2 separate regions of the Mus musculus genome follow, and region 1 is linked to region 2. The links are chromatin loops, found by intact Hi-C in ENCODE. Cell type or tissue: heart. All regions are shown on one strand. Each heading gives the region's core, and the rest is flanking DNA. Links, peaks and the distances in the headings are about the cores only.

Region 1 (6,163 bases), core at 1,164-6,163, 600 kb before region 2:
CTTAGCTCTCCTGTTAGTAACTCTTCACCCTGCTATGGCCAAATATCTGATACAAGCCACTGAAGGGAAAATGTTTATTTTGATTCCTGGTTTAAAAGGGGTATGGTTCATCGTGATGGATGGCATGGTGACTGGTCATATTGTGTCCATAGTAAGGAAGCAGAGAATAGAAACAAAGGGTGTTGGTGCTTAGCCCATATTCCCTTTTCCTCTTTCTTTTTGAGACAGCAGGGCCTTTGTAATTCAGCATAGGCTTGCCTCCAAGTCAATATGCAGCTAAGGCTAATCTTGAATTTTCTGATTTTTTTGCTTCTGCGTCTTGAGTGCTGGGGTTACAGGTATGCACTGCCATGCAGGGCTTTATATGGTGATGAAAATCAAGCCCACAGCTTTGTAGATGCCAGGTAAATATTTTAACAATGGAGCCACACCCCTGCCACTCATTCCCTTCTTTCATTCAGTCCAGGACCCCAGACCATGGGATGATGCTCTCATATGCAGACTGGGCCTTCCCTCCCCAGCTAAACCTAGAAATGACTTTACAGATACACCTAGAGGTAGATCTCTAGGTGATTCTAAATCCAATCAAGTTGGTGATGTAAATTAAGCTCCCTTTAAAAGTGCCTCACCTGGGGCTGGTGAGACGGCTCAGGGGTTAAGTGCACTGACTGCTCTTCCGGAGGTCATGAGTTCATAAACATCCGTAATGAGAAACAAAAAACAAAAAAACTATGGACCAGAGTGAGTGGGGCTGGAACAAGAGGGAGAAGGGAGGTGGGGGGAGGGGGGGAAGTGTCTCACCTGTAACATAAGCCCATTTAATGTGTACTGTCCACCTGGTCCCACTGTGATCAAAAAGACAAACCCCATGTTCTTTCTTTCTGTAGATGAGAAACAGGTCCTCTATCAGCATCTATGCACCACAGGGGCTAACTTGCTAGCTTGTGAGGTTCAAGCCTTACAACTCCTAACATCATTGCCTAAGAGTTGCATCAATACCTCCTACTTCCTCGATCACCATTGCACTTTGGCATCTGCTCCCCGTACAACGTGGTGGGATGTTTGCCAGTGTCACTCAGTCTGATGACTGTTACTTTGGATATTTGATTCCAGAAGAAACCCATTTGGACTTCTGTAGCCTTTAGTACTTGAATCACGTTCTTCTGAGCGCTCTCCTCACATAGCAAGCACACTCTCCTTCCGTTCCTTATTGGTCTCATCCATGGGTCTGCTTTTTCTTTGAAATCCTATCACTGATATCCTGTTATCAACCCATCTTTCCTATCTTCGTGGTCTCACACATATTATTCATTCTAAGACCTGTCTTAGTTGGGGTTTCCATTGCTGTGATGGAATACCATGACTAAAAGCAATTTGGGGTGGAAAGATTTTATTTCTGCTTACAGTCATATTTTTATCATCAAAGGAAGTCAGGGGCTGGAGAGATGGCTCAGTGGTTAAGAGCACTGACTGCTTTTCCGAAGGTCCTGAGTTCAAATTCCAGCAACCACGTGGTGGCTCACAACCATCCATAATGAGATCTGACGCCCTCTTCTGGTGCATCTGAAATCTGAAGACAGCTACAGTGTACTTATAATAATAAATAAATTTTTTTTTTTTTTTGGTTTTTCGAGACAGGGTTTCTCTGTATAGCCCTGGCTGTCCTGGAACTCACTTTGTAGACCAGGCTGGCCTCGAACTCAGAAATCTGCCTGCCTCTACCTCCCCAGTGCTGGGATTAAAGGCGTGCGCTACCACACCTGGCTAATAAATAAATCTTGAAAGAAAGAAAGGAAGAAAGAAAGAAAGGAAGAAAGAGAGAGAGAGAAAGCGGAAGTCAGGGCAGGAACTCAAGGTAAGAAGACGAGAGGCTGCTGCTTACTGGCTTGCTCCTGAACGCTTACTCAGCCTGCTTTCTTACACACTCCAGAATCACCAGAGGTGAAACCACCCACAATGGGCAGGCACCCCCTCATCAATCGCTAATTAAGAAAATGCAAGTCTTGCCTTCAGAGTAGTCTGGGGGTGCATTTTCTCAGTTGAGGTCACCTCTTCTTAAATGACTCTAGCATGTGTCAAGTGGACAGAAAACTAGCCATCACAGGGACCTTACATAGATGGTGACATCCTCGATCTAGTTCCAGTCCAGACCTCTAGTATGACTTAACCAGCCACCTGTTGGATGGTCCTACTCTAATGACGGAGAGGGGCAACTGCCCATAACTGGCATTCCATACCAGCTAATCTTCCCTCCTGGATCCACGCTTTCCGTGTCTGTCTGTCTGTCTGTCTGTCTGTCTGTCTGTCTCAGCATCCCACTGCTCCAGGCAGCCATCCTTGATCCCTCACTTCACACACTAGAGCCAAGCTTTGAGTGTGGTTCCTTCCACTGTATTTACAAACCCCCACCTTCCTCCTTTCCTACCACCGCTCCCTTTCTGGTTCCAACATTCCCTGTGCTGGGTACCTGCAGTGCCTCCCCAACTGCTTCCTTAGTCTCTTGGGCCTTGCCCTGTTGTTGCTAGAGTTATGTTCCTAAAAAGTCTATCTGCGGCATTATTTCCTTGTTCAAAACCTTCCCTTTCCAAAACAAAACAAAACAAAACAAAACAAAACAAAACAAAAACTTTACTTTCCCCTCATGGTTTCCTTTGTTTGCTTGTTTAGTTTCTCTGTGTAGCCCTGGCTGTCCTGGAACTCTGTAGCTCAGGCTGGTCTTGAACTCACAGAGCTCCACCTGCCTCTGCCTCCTGAGTGCTGGGATCAAAGGCGGGCATCACCACCAACCAGCCCTTCGGATTCTTTAGCATCATAGTTCACCACACTCTCTAATGCTACACCTCCCCCCCCCCCCCATTCCTTGGAGGATTCTAATCTGGGATGTCTTTGGCCACTACCACTCACGATGGAAGGGTAGGATGAGGTGTCATCAAAAAGCACTCATTACATGGCATCGATCAGGATCAGTCTCATCGTATGAAACTAGCGACTCGGAAGCAGCATCCGCTGGTCACTTGTGTTCTGCCGCCTGAACCCGTGTGTTTTTGTCGACTGTTTTTAGTTATTTAGGTGAGCAAACAAGGTAATGGCAATTTCATAATGTGGCATCATTCTTTGTTCTCATTCGTTCTCCCATCTTAGCTTTCCTTAAATAAATAAAAATCACTATTTGGACCAGGTGCCCTCTTTCTACCCAATTACTTGCTGACTTGTTGGTCTGCTTAAGATCCCTTTGAGAAATATACTGATTCCTTCATTGTACCCGCCTAAGGTGCCCAAAGACTAGATTTCTGGTGATAACTGCTATGTCCACATCTCTCTGTATTACGTATGTATGCATGCATTCATTTATATGCATACATGTGTAGTTACTGTATTTTTAATTGCTTTGTCGTCCTCTAAGCAAAGAAATGAATACCCTTAAGTGGCCACCAGGAGGCGCCAGGAGCAGCGAGAGACCTGCGGTACCTTGGCGGTAGAGGTGGAGATGGATGCAGAGGCGAGGGAAGAACCCAGCTTCCTTTTTTAAGAATCAGTTGTGAGCAAGGGAGCAGAGCTACGTTATTTTAGGGAGACTTTGTCGCACTCCCCCTCCCCCGGGTAGGTAGCGTCTGGGATGTGTGCTCCCAGTTCGTAGTCTCCCATGGAGAGACGCTGGCTGCTGCAGCCGGCAGTAACCCGACCCCGCCGGCGCAGGGACTGAAGAGGCGCCGGGGAGAGCAGCGAGAGGCGAACAAAAGCCCTCGGCAAGGGGGCCGGAGCCCGGACCTGGGGTAAGTGAACCCGCTCGGAGACCTAGCAGCTCCCAGAATGGAGCGGCAGGGTTTACGGCGCTCTAAGAGCCCACTCCCCTGAGATGCGGTGCGGAAACTGGTGAGCATCAGCGGCTGATGTCTGAGTCCACCATACTGGGGTTGATGGTACCTTTAACTACACATTCGGCCTTGGAGATCGGGTGCATCTGGGAGGATTCAGGTGCCTTGTGCATCTTGAGCAAACACCGGGTGGGGGCTGGAGGAAGAGGAAGGCAGAGAGCTCCCAGCAAGCCCCGCTGGAGAGGCTGGAGAAAGAATCCATCACTCCACTCGGAGAAGCCTTTGGAGACTCTTTTCAGCCCTTCCATCTCCCGGGGGCCCTGCGCTCCGGGTCCTTTTGGTAGAGAGAAATCAACCATAAACTTCTTCCTAGGCAACTGGGGCCCTCGCAGCAATGCACTTTGGCATGCACAGGCCCCTTCCCCTTTTGTGTTCTTGCAAAGCTGCATCCCAGCAGCCCGCCTAAGCTACAAACAAATAGCTAATCCTCCGGGGAATCCTCCAGCGCCTCCCTCGCTGGCTGCAGCCTTCCTTGCACTTCAATCTTTGCAGGAAGGGGATGCAGCTAGTGGGCCTCACGCCAATGTGGTCTCCTGAAAGGCCCTGCATTCTAGGTCTGAGGGAGACTGAGGCTGCTGTCTAAGGCCCAGCGTCCCCCCACCGCAACTGCCCAGCCTGAGTTTTTGGGGCATCAGTTTTAGGATTTACGTTCCATCAGGCCCCTGAGCCTAATCTGAAATCGGATTAAGTTGGGAGGGGTAAATATGGCTGAGGAGGGAGGAACAGCTCACAGATCCTCTATGTCCCCCCGCCCCTCTGTCATCTCAGGGACTCCAACAAAGAACGAGGTTCAGCTATGGTGGACCCGGTGCCAGAAGAGGAGAAAGAGGGAGCGGAGCCCGGTGGCTCTGAAGGGGATGAGGCCACAGCGTCCGAGCCCCCCGATGCCCAGGGAGCCCAGCAGCCGGCTGCCTCCTCGGCCTCCGCCTCCGCGGCGGCGCCCCGTAAGGCTGAAGTCCCCTGCGGGGCAGAAGGTGGACGTCGGGAGCAGTCTCCGTTGCTGCACCTCGATCTCTTCAATTTCGCCTGCCCCGAGGCAGAGGGCAGCCGCTACGTCCTGACCAGCCCCCGCTCTCTGGAGGCCTGCGCCCGATGCGCGGTCAAGCCCGTGGAGCTGCTGCCTCGGGCCCTGGCCGACCTGGTGCGCGAGGCCCCGGGCCGCTCCATGCGCGTGGCCACCGGCCTGTACGAGGCCTACGAGGCGGAGCGCCTGGCCAAACTGCAGCAGTGCCGCGCCGAGCGCGAGCGCATCATGCGCGAGGAGAAGCGGCGCCTGTTCACACCGAAGGGTCCGGCGGCAGCCCCGGCCTCGGCCTCAGCCTCAGCCTCAGCCTCGGCCCTGAGCGGGGGCAGCAGCAGCAGCTGCAGCAGCAGCAGCAGCCTCCCGGCCTCGCCCGCCTCGCGAGTTGCTCGAAGGACTTCTCCCAGTCCCCCCGCCAGGAGCCGGCCTCCGCCCGCCGGTTCTCGGACAGGTAGAAAGAGCCACTCGCTGGACTCGCTCTCCCGCCGGAGGGACGGTGCCCTGAGCTCCGAGTCCGGGGCCTCGTCGTCGTCCTACAGCGGGGAGAGCCTTCGGGAGCTTCGCTGGCCACCTCGAGCTTCCGCCAGGAACAGCTGCCCCGCGGGCTCGGCGTCGTCTGCACCTAACCCACTGGGCCGCCCTTCGGCCCTTGCTCTGGTTCCGCTCACGGCCCGCAGCTTCAGCCTCGGAGACCTGAGCCACTCGCCGCAGACAGCCCAGCATGTGGAGCGCATCGTCCGCCAAGTGCGCGCCGAGCGAGGCCTGCGCGGGGTACCCGAGCGCGACCGCAAGATCGCCGCCCTCATGCTGGCCCGGCACCAGGAAGAGCGCCTGTTGCTGGAGCAGCGCGCCGCGGCCCACGGCCAGTGGGAGCAGCAGCGCGTGCGCGCCGAACAGCGGCGGGAGCGCGAGGAGCGAGAGAAGCAGCGCGCGCTGGAGCGGGGCCGGCGGGCCTGGGCGGCGCAGGTGGAGGAGCGGCGCGGTCGCCGGGGCCGGGAGGAGCGCGAGGCCGCGCGGAGGCGGCAGCAGCAGTGCGAGCGCAGCGAGGAGCGGCGGCGGGAGCTGGCGGAGCGTCAGGGACTGCTGCGGCGGGAGCGGGTGGAACGCGCCGCGCGGGACGACCGGCTGCGCAAGCTGCAGCAGGAGCAGAACCTGAAGCAGAGGGAGGAGGGCCGGCAAGAGGGGCGGGAGCGCGCGGAGCTGGTCCGCCGGGAGCGCGCCCAGCGGGCGGCGCGCGCCCGAGAGCGGCAAGAGGGCCAACTGCAGC
Region 2 (7,564 bases), core at 1,428-6,427:
ACCGTATGTGCTACCACACCAGGCTTAACATAAACTTCCTCTTTATCACTTGCTGGCAGCTCTCATTTCCAGTCATGCTGTCTTAATTGTAAGTTCTCTTGAGCTCTGCTTTTCCAACAACACGAGGGGTTTGCTAACTCATCTTCTGAAAGTCATTTTAAAAGGCGTTATGTGATAGATGTGGTAGGGTAGGTAGCACAGATCTGTAATTCCACTACTCCACGGGCAGAAGCTGAGACAGGAGGACTGGCAGTTTGAGGCCAGCCTGGGACGCATAGCAAGAAGTCATTTCAAAGGCCCAATTCCTCTCCCCTAAGACTTGTAAAGACATAGGGAGCCAGGTATGTAGCGCATCCCAGTAATCGCAAGGTGCTCGGAGGAGGTGGAGATGGGAGGAACAATCGTGAGTTCAGGACAAATCGCACCGGAAACAGGTAGGCGTAGAGAACCCCCGGGCTCAGCCTAGCTCTATGAAGACGCTGCTGCATTAATGGTTTTTACCCGAGAGGAAAGGGTCGGATGCGGAAGTCCGGGGAAGGTACAGTACGAATCCGTCTCTGCTCTTCCGAAGTGCGGGCCAGCACAGTCAGTGGCTCCTCTCTCTAGAGATCTAAGTGACTAAGTGAGCATGCTCAGCTCGATACAGCTTCTCTGGTTGGTCTCCTCTTGGTCAACACGTTTCTCTGGTGTTTTGGACCCATTAAATCCACAGCCCTGACAAAACCAATAAGGCAAACGGGAGGATGAGAGCTGAAAAAGCGCCCGGGCCATAGTGATGGTCACAATTTCATAAAAGTATGTATTTTATAAGAATAAAGTGAAGGCCTGGAACTGTAATATCCAAAATGAATTCAAAACCACCCAGTACTTTCCCCCTTCAAAAAGGACTTCCCAAACTGTCCTTGCAGGCCAAGTGCAGAGCCAGATAAGGAAGCTGGCTGACTAAACAAATGTAAAAACAGAGTTTTAGTGGTCAAAATGATTAAGCCTGCAGCTACCAAAACAATATTAGCTGTTCTCAAGAGAAATAACAATAACAAGATTAGCAATTCTCCTGCCCCCTGCCCCACACTGAATTCTGACAAAGACCACAAACCACCCTGACCTTGTTGCAAGAATTCCCCTGACGTTCGTTAATAGCTGTGACGTTAATGTACTATTACTTTGCTGACCAAATCATAATAACCCACCATGGGGGCAGGCAAAGTGAGTCACTAGGCCAAAGGGTTACTTAGTCACTATACAAACCAACCAATGACACCAATGAGAACCCTGTTGCTCAAATCTGCCCCTTACAAAGGTATAAAAAGTGTGTTCTTTCTTTGTTCTTGGTCTCTCTCCTCTGGCCTGCATGCCGAGAGGGGAGTCCCCAACATGTTGGATCAATAAAATTCCTCATGCGGTTTGCAGCGATGGCGGCGGTCTCTGTGGTCTTTCTGAGTAAGGGTCTTTTTTTTAAAAAAGATTTATTTATTTATTTATTATATGTAAGTACACTGTAGCTGTCCTCAGACACTCCAGAAGAGGGCGTCAGATCTCGTTACGGATGGTTGTGAGCCACCATGTGGTTGCTGGGATTTGAACTTCGGACCTTTGGAAGAGCAGTCGGGTGCTCTTACCAACTGAGCCATCTCACCAGCCTGAGTAAGGGTCTTTTGACGAACTCCAACAGAACTTGGTAAAACAATAGCAAAGCAAACAACAACAACAAAACAAACAACAAACAAACAGAAACCCACCTCTTCAAATGGAAAGTGTCCCCACAGGATTCTGAATTTAATGAGCCACAGTGTGCTGAAGCACTTAACTAGATCTGCTCCTCAACTTGGAAGTCACTGGTGTCACCTTTCCGCACCCTACCACGTCTGCACAAGGTCCTTCCTAATTCAAGCTTACGTGATTTCAATACTCATACCCAGCAAGGGAAGTGGGACACACCCAATAATACAAAAATCAAGGCTCACGGTTAACTTGGTACTTTGTTTGGGAATTAGAATGGTGTCTTCTTGCCCATCCAGAATATTTTGTCTAGAAGAACACCTACAAGGCTCTACTGAAGGCAAAGTTTCACTTGGTAAAGTGAGAAGGGGCGGAGCCTAGCCTGGCTACAGAGAGATGGGGATGAACCCAGTGTGGCTACAGAGGGAACGCAGTAGGAATACAGAGGGTTAGAGCAGAGGTTCCCAACCTTCCTGATGCTGTCACCTTTAATACAGTTCCTCATGCTGTGCTGACCCCTAACCGTACAATTTCTTGCTACTTCATAACTATAATTTGCTACTACTATGGATTCATAATGTAACTATGTTTCTGATGGTCTTAGGCAACCCCTGTAAGAGGGTCCTTTAACCCACAGGTTGAGAAACACTGGGTTGGTTAGAGACTTCATTAGCTTGGCCAAATTCAAACACGAAGGGAAAGAAAATGGCTGCGTGGAGAGGCCTGACAGCCCAGCCCGGACCTTTCTGTTGACAAGTGGGGACCTGGAGTGTGTTTCTAACCTACCAGTAGGTAGGCTATGGCAGAGCTAACCCCATCTCCTGGAAAGCTCAATGCACGCTACACAATAGCAAAGTTTGAAGCCAAAGCAAGTGAGAGGATAGAAGAGAGCCAGCAGGAGTCTTTGGGTTTCATAGAAGATCAGGACCAGATGATAAAATAGTTCATCAATGGCCCAACCCAGTGACAGCTGTGACACTCTATAATCACCGGTTAGAATCCTAACCAAAGCTGGTGAAGCCAGGACCGTTTACTGGCTTAAATAACTGATGTATCAGGGTAATGCTGGTTTCCCATAATGCTCAGGCAGGAGTCAAGCAACAGAGCAGGGTTTCATTCTCTCTGGTTTGACCCCATTCTCAAATACCTCTCTCCCCAAGGTGGCAAGATGGCAGCTGCTAACTCTAGCTTCCCCAACTTTCCATGGCTAGTAAAGAAACACATGGGGGTGAGGGGAGTGATATCCACTGTGGGCATGCAATAAGGCAACCCCAAACAGAGCATAGGATTTGCTTGTAGGCTTGGCCTCACTTAGGTCCTGTGCACATCTTACAGTGGGGTGTGCAGCCCCATCCCAGCCACGTGGATTCACGGCAACATCTTAGGGCTCTGCAAGCAGCCAAAAGATGTTCAAAGGCCAGCATGTACCACAGATACCCACAGTGACGGGGGATGAAGGGATTTCTGTCCTGGGCCAGAGGCTGTGGCTGGAGGAAAGGGGAGCTGGGACTGGGTGGACAGCTATAGGGAGCCTCCAGCTGCTACCACAACGCCTGTACCTTCGTACAGGCCCATAGGGGAGCACAGAAGACACCCAGTCTGAGGACCAGCAGGCTCCTTCAGGGATGGGGTATGAGTGCCTCCACGTGCTTACATCAGGGATTGGTTGGTTTCTCACTGTGTCCCTATTCATAGTCCAGTCCAGCTGTCTACTGTGGTAGCTCATAGCTCACCATTATCCACCACTGGCTGGCTACCTGTCTGTCCCTCATTCTCTTTCCATGTCTGCCTCTTAACCTCCCACATAGACCTCATGTAGTGGTGGATGCCCAAATGGACATATTGACCATTCTCCAGGTTCTGCTTGGAGAGTGGCTATCACTGGGAACCTCTGTCTAGCTCCTGAGATGGGAACCCAGTCCTTCCAAGTGCTAGAATGGTTTGATTCTGCAGGGTGGGAAGCCATTCCTGGAGCCTGGTTGAGGTGGGAACCCTGAGAGTCTAGAAGGAGCTACCACCCCACCTCCCCCGAGGCTTCCTGTATATTTTTCCACACATACCCCAGCTGGAAGGGTGGAGAATGGTAGCCTGTGCAGACAGAAAGTGGGGGGGTATTTTGGTGTGCAGTTGTGTGGCACTGCAATGACCAGTAAACTGTCACTGGGCATGTGTGGGAGACCCTAGGCTTAGGAACAAAATTGTTACTTTATAATTCGAGGCATTGGGAAAACTGGGTTTTAAAGAAAAGTATTTTAGGGTATTATATAAACTGTATTTTAATAAGCTGTGTGTGGACTTGTAGGCTTTATCTTAAGTTACAGTAGTCATAAAGGACTTCTTGAAGGAGGGTGCACATCAGCGGAATGCTGCGGCAAAGTGAGAAGCCTATGTAATTCTCAGCCAGCTTGCCTTCCACACAACTGGGGAAGAAAATGCTGTTTTAGAAGTGTTTTTTAAGATAAGAAAGATAACTTAAAAATAAAAGAGAATCCCAGCACTAGGAAGTCAGAGGCAGGTCTAGCGCTCGCTCTTAAGTTCAAGGTCAGCCTGAGCCACCTGGGGGATTCTAGGTTAGCTAGAGCTACATAAAGAAACCCCCGTTTAAATAAACAACCAACCAAGCAAACGAATGAATGAATAAAAATAAATGACCAATTTAAAAATAAAAGATAGGCAGATGCTGCCCTCTAGTGGCCAGATGTAAAATTACAGCTTTTCATAGAATGGAAAAGTGCAGCCAATCTACCCATTTGGAGGACTTAGAACAGGTCCCAGGATTGTGAGTGACTATGTACAGCCGTAGCACAGAGTGGCGACAGAAGCACCTAGGCCCATTAGTAGGAAAAGAATGGCTACCAAGCGTTAAGCACTTACTTTATGTTGGTCTAAGACAAGTGTTTTACACTTGCTCTAACTTTACACTTATCATTATTATCCTATTTTATGTTTGGTGTTTTTGAGACAGGGCCTCCATATGGCCCTGGCTGTCCTGGAACTTACAATGTAGACCAGGCTGGCCTTAAACTCGTAGAGATCCACCTTCTTCTGCCTCCAGAATGCTGAGGTTAAAGGTGTCAGCTGCTATGCCCAGCTTCTTACCCTTATTTTAAGAGACGAGGACCTAAGGCCTTGACTTCTCACATCTGGGGTCTCACTGATCCAAAAAGCAAAATGTGTTCATCTTAGTAATGGTTCTGAAACTTCAGATTTAAACAGGATTTTAAACAAGCAGGGTCCTAGGCTCTGTCCCAGAGATTCTGAGGGTGGGTTTAAGAGGGGCAGACTACGGATTTGTCCCTTGAATGTTCTAGGTTGGCGCAATAACCAATCTAAACGAGTTTATATCTACACTTTGAGACAACATAGATTAAAAACTCAGCATTACTAAAAGGGACTTTTTTCTGGACATAAACAAGAACTTTCAAATAGTCATCTCTCTCTCTCTCTCTCTCTTCATATATACATATTATACGAGTACACTGTAGCTGACCTCAGACACTCCAGAAGATCCCATTACAGATGGTTGTAAGCCACCATGTGGTTGCTGGGATTTGAACTCAGGACCTTCAGAAAAGCAGTCAGTGCTTTTAACCGCTGAGCCATCTGTCCAGCTCCGACTCATATATTCTTTTTAAAAATGTGTATTTGCCAGATGGAGGTGGCACATGGCTTTAATCCCAGCACTTACTTGGAAGGCAGAGGCAAGCGGATCTCCAAGTTTGAGGCCAGCCTCATTTACAGAGTGAATTCCAGGACAACCAGATCTACACAGAGCAGTAACCCTGTCTGAATTTTTTTTTTAACTTTATGTTTGTTTTGCCTGCATGTATATATAAAGTGCACTGTGTGCATACGGTGCCTCTGAGAAGACCAGAATAGAGGGTTGGAGCTCCTGAACCTGGAGTTACAGACTGCTACGAGCCACCATGTGGGTGCTGGGGATCTAATCTGGGTCCACTGGAAGGAAAGCCAGTGCTCTTATCCACTGAGTCATTTCTCCAGTGGCCTCCTCCTCGCCCTCCCCCTTCCTTGACATGCCTTCCCCCTCCTCTTTTCTTCTTATCAGGGGTCCTGAGCCTGCTTCTTGCTGCCATTCGATCATGTGATTACATGGTTCTCCTCATGTGAATTTAGCACCTTGGTGATGTGGGGCACCTTTGTGCTGCTGGCAAAGGTCTTAATGGTCCGGCACAGCATGTCTGTTGGGCTCAAATGCCCCATCTGCCATGAATAGGCTGCAGTGGGAGGGAGTGGGGGGGTGTGGAGCTGCAGGGCTAGCATCAGCTCCTGGGGCAGCTGATTCCTAGGAACCATCCAGGGAGCAGGGAAGAGCTCTGGCTGGCTGTTTGTGAGCTAAGTCCTGGTGACCATGGGTCTGCTCTGTGGGGAGCTCACAGGATGCCTTCTCCACAGAGAAAGGAGTCCATGAATGTAAGCCCAGGTTCTCTCAGGGCCTCAGAAGTCAGGGCAGCAGCATGCCAACTTTGGGGAAGGTTGGCAACAGGGAGGCCAGCCACTTCATGGTCCTGTCATTCCACATTTGGGGAACTTTCAGCTGAGCAAGGCACAAAGACAAGGGTAGGAAGTCCCCTGGGCAGTGGCCACAGGCCTAATGGTTTCCCAGGCTCAAGGCCTCTGAGGCCTCTGTCTGGTCCTTTAGGGACTGGAGGAAGACAGACCCAAGCTTTGAGGAGCAAAGATTAAGCCGTCTCAGCCGTGTGGGAAGGGATTGGCTCTGTGACTGGGTCCTGCCAACCCTGGCCCTCAGCTCAGGAACCTGGGCTTCAAAGGCCTGTGACTTAGGGAAGGGCCTGTGCCTCTGTGAGGCTTCTATGAGGTGTGTGTGTGTGTGTGTGTGTGTGTGTGTGTGTGAGAGAGAGAGAGAGAGAGAGAGAGAGAGAGAGAGAGAGAGAGAGAGAGTCAGCTCCCGAGGCTGCCCAGGGAGGAAAGCTGTGCATAAGAGAATGAGCAGAAATACCAACGGTGTGTTTGCAATTCTTTTTTACATGTTGCACCTCTCTCTCTCTCTCTCTCTCTCTCTCTCTCTCTCTCTCTCTCTCTCTCTCTCCCTCTCTCTCTCTCTCTCTCTCTCTCTCCTGTCTTTGGCAGTTGTTAGATTGGAAGTTTCATATGCAAACTCAACTCTGGGAGCAGAGGGTGAATAATTCTGGAGCCATGTGTCCATGAGTGGGTCTGGGATCAGAGGCCGCTCCAGTTGCATAGTGTCCAAAGAGGAGGCTGGCCTGCAAGATGACTTGCTCCCAAATGCCAGGAGGACATCATTCTTTCTAGGGTCAGCAAGGACTCTTCATACCCCACCCTATGCCCATAAGGCCCTCCCAGACTCCTTTGCCTGAGCATTTTTTTTCCCTCTCACAATTTCTCTTCTTCCTTTTTTAAAGATTTGTTTTATGTCAGGTGGTGCCCACCTTTGATCCCAGCACTCAGGAGGCAGAGGAAGGCAGATCTCTGTGAGCCTGAGGTCAGCCTGGAGTTCCAGGACAGGACAACCAGGGCTACACAGAGAAATCCTGTCTTGAAAACCAAAACCAAATCAAACCAAACCAAGCGCCAGAACTTTTCTATCAGGACAGGGAGGAGCGAAGCTTTTCCTTGCAACCCATGGTGTCCCGGTGAACTCGCCACAGCAACGGGCAGGATAACAAGAGAAAACACACAGCACACTGACTTATCAAACTTGTATGTGACATGGAGACCTTCAGAAACAGGCACTCGAAGGCTCAGTTAAATTATGAGGGAAATAGTTCGACGAGAAAGGTGTCTGAGTAACGATAATTGTGTTACCCAGTATTCTATCCCTGTGATGAAACACCAGAGACAGACA

What was found. A loop is a pair of places that touch in the nucleus more often than their neighbours do. Peaks named below come from ENCODE experiments on the same cell type or tissue, not always from the same donor. Only the 100,000 strongest peaks of a DNase experiment are listed, where the experiment ranks them.
Region 1: it touches region 2 in a loop (14-fold over the local background); 5 of 42 quality-filtered maps call a loop at or near these places.

Annotation. Positions count from the first base shown.
Region 1 is chr12:80,758,007-80,764,169 of GRCm38, reverse strand. Ccdc177 (coiled-coil domain containing 177) reads left to right here and starts at 3,455. Exons shown (of 2, transcript NM_001008423.2): 1 at 3,455-3,773; 2 at 4,644-6,163. The coding sequence starts at 4,672. In heart, for the core only: a CTCF peak has its summit at 3,431 (motif pointing right); a DNase peak (open chromatin) is centred at 5,779; H3K4me3 peaks cover 2,827 bases; H3K27ac peaks cover 1,040 bases; H3K27me3 peaks cover 4,261 bases.
Region 2 is chr12:80,154,791-80,162,354 of GRCm38, reverse strand. No RefSeq gene overlaps it. Among named protein-coding and RNA genes, the nearest start is that of 2310015A10Rik, 26 kb to the right of the region's middle. In heart, for the core only: a CTCF peak has its summit at 4,418 (motif pointing left); no DNase peak of the experiment used is centred there.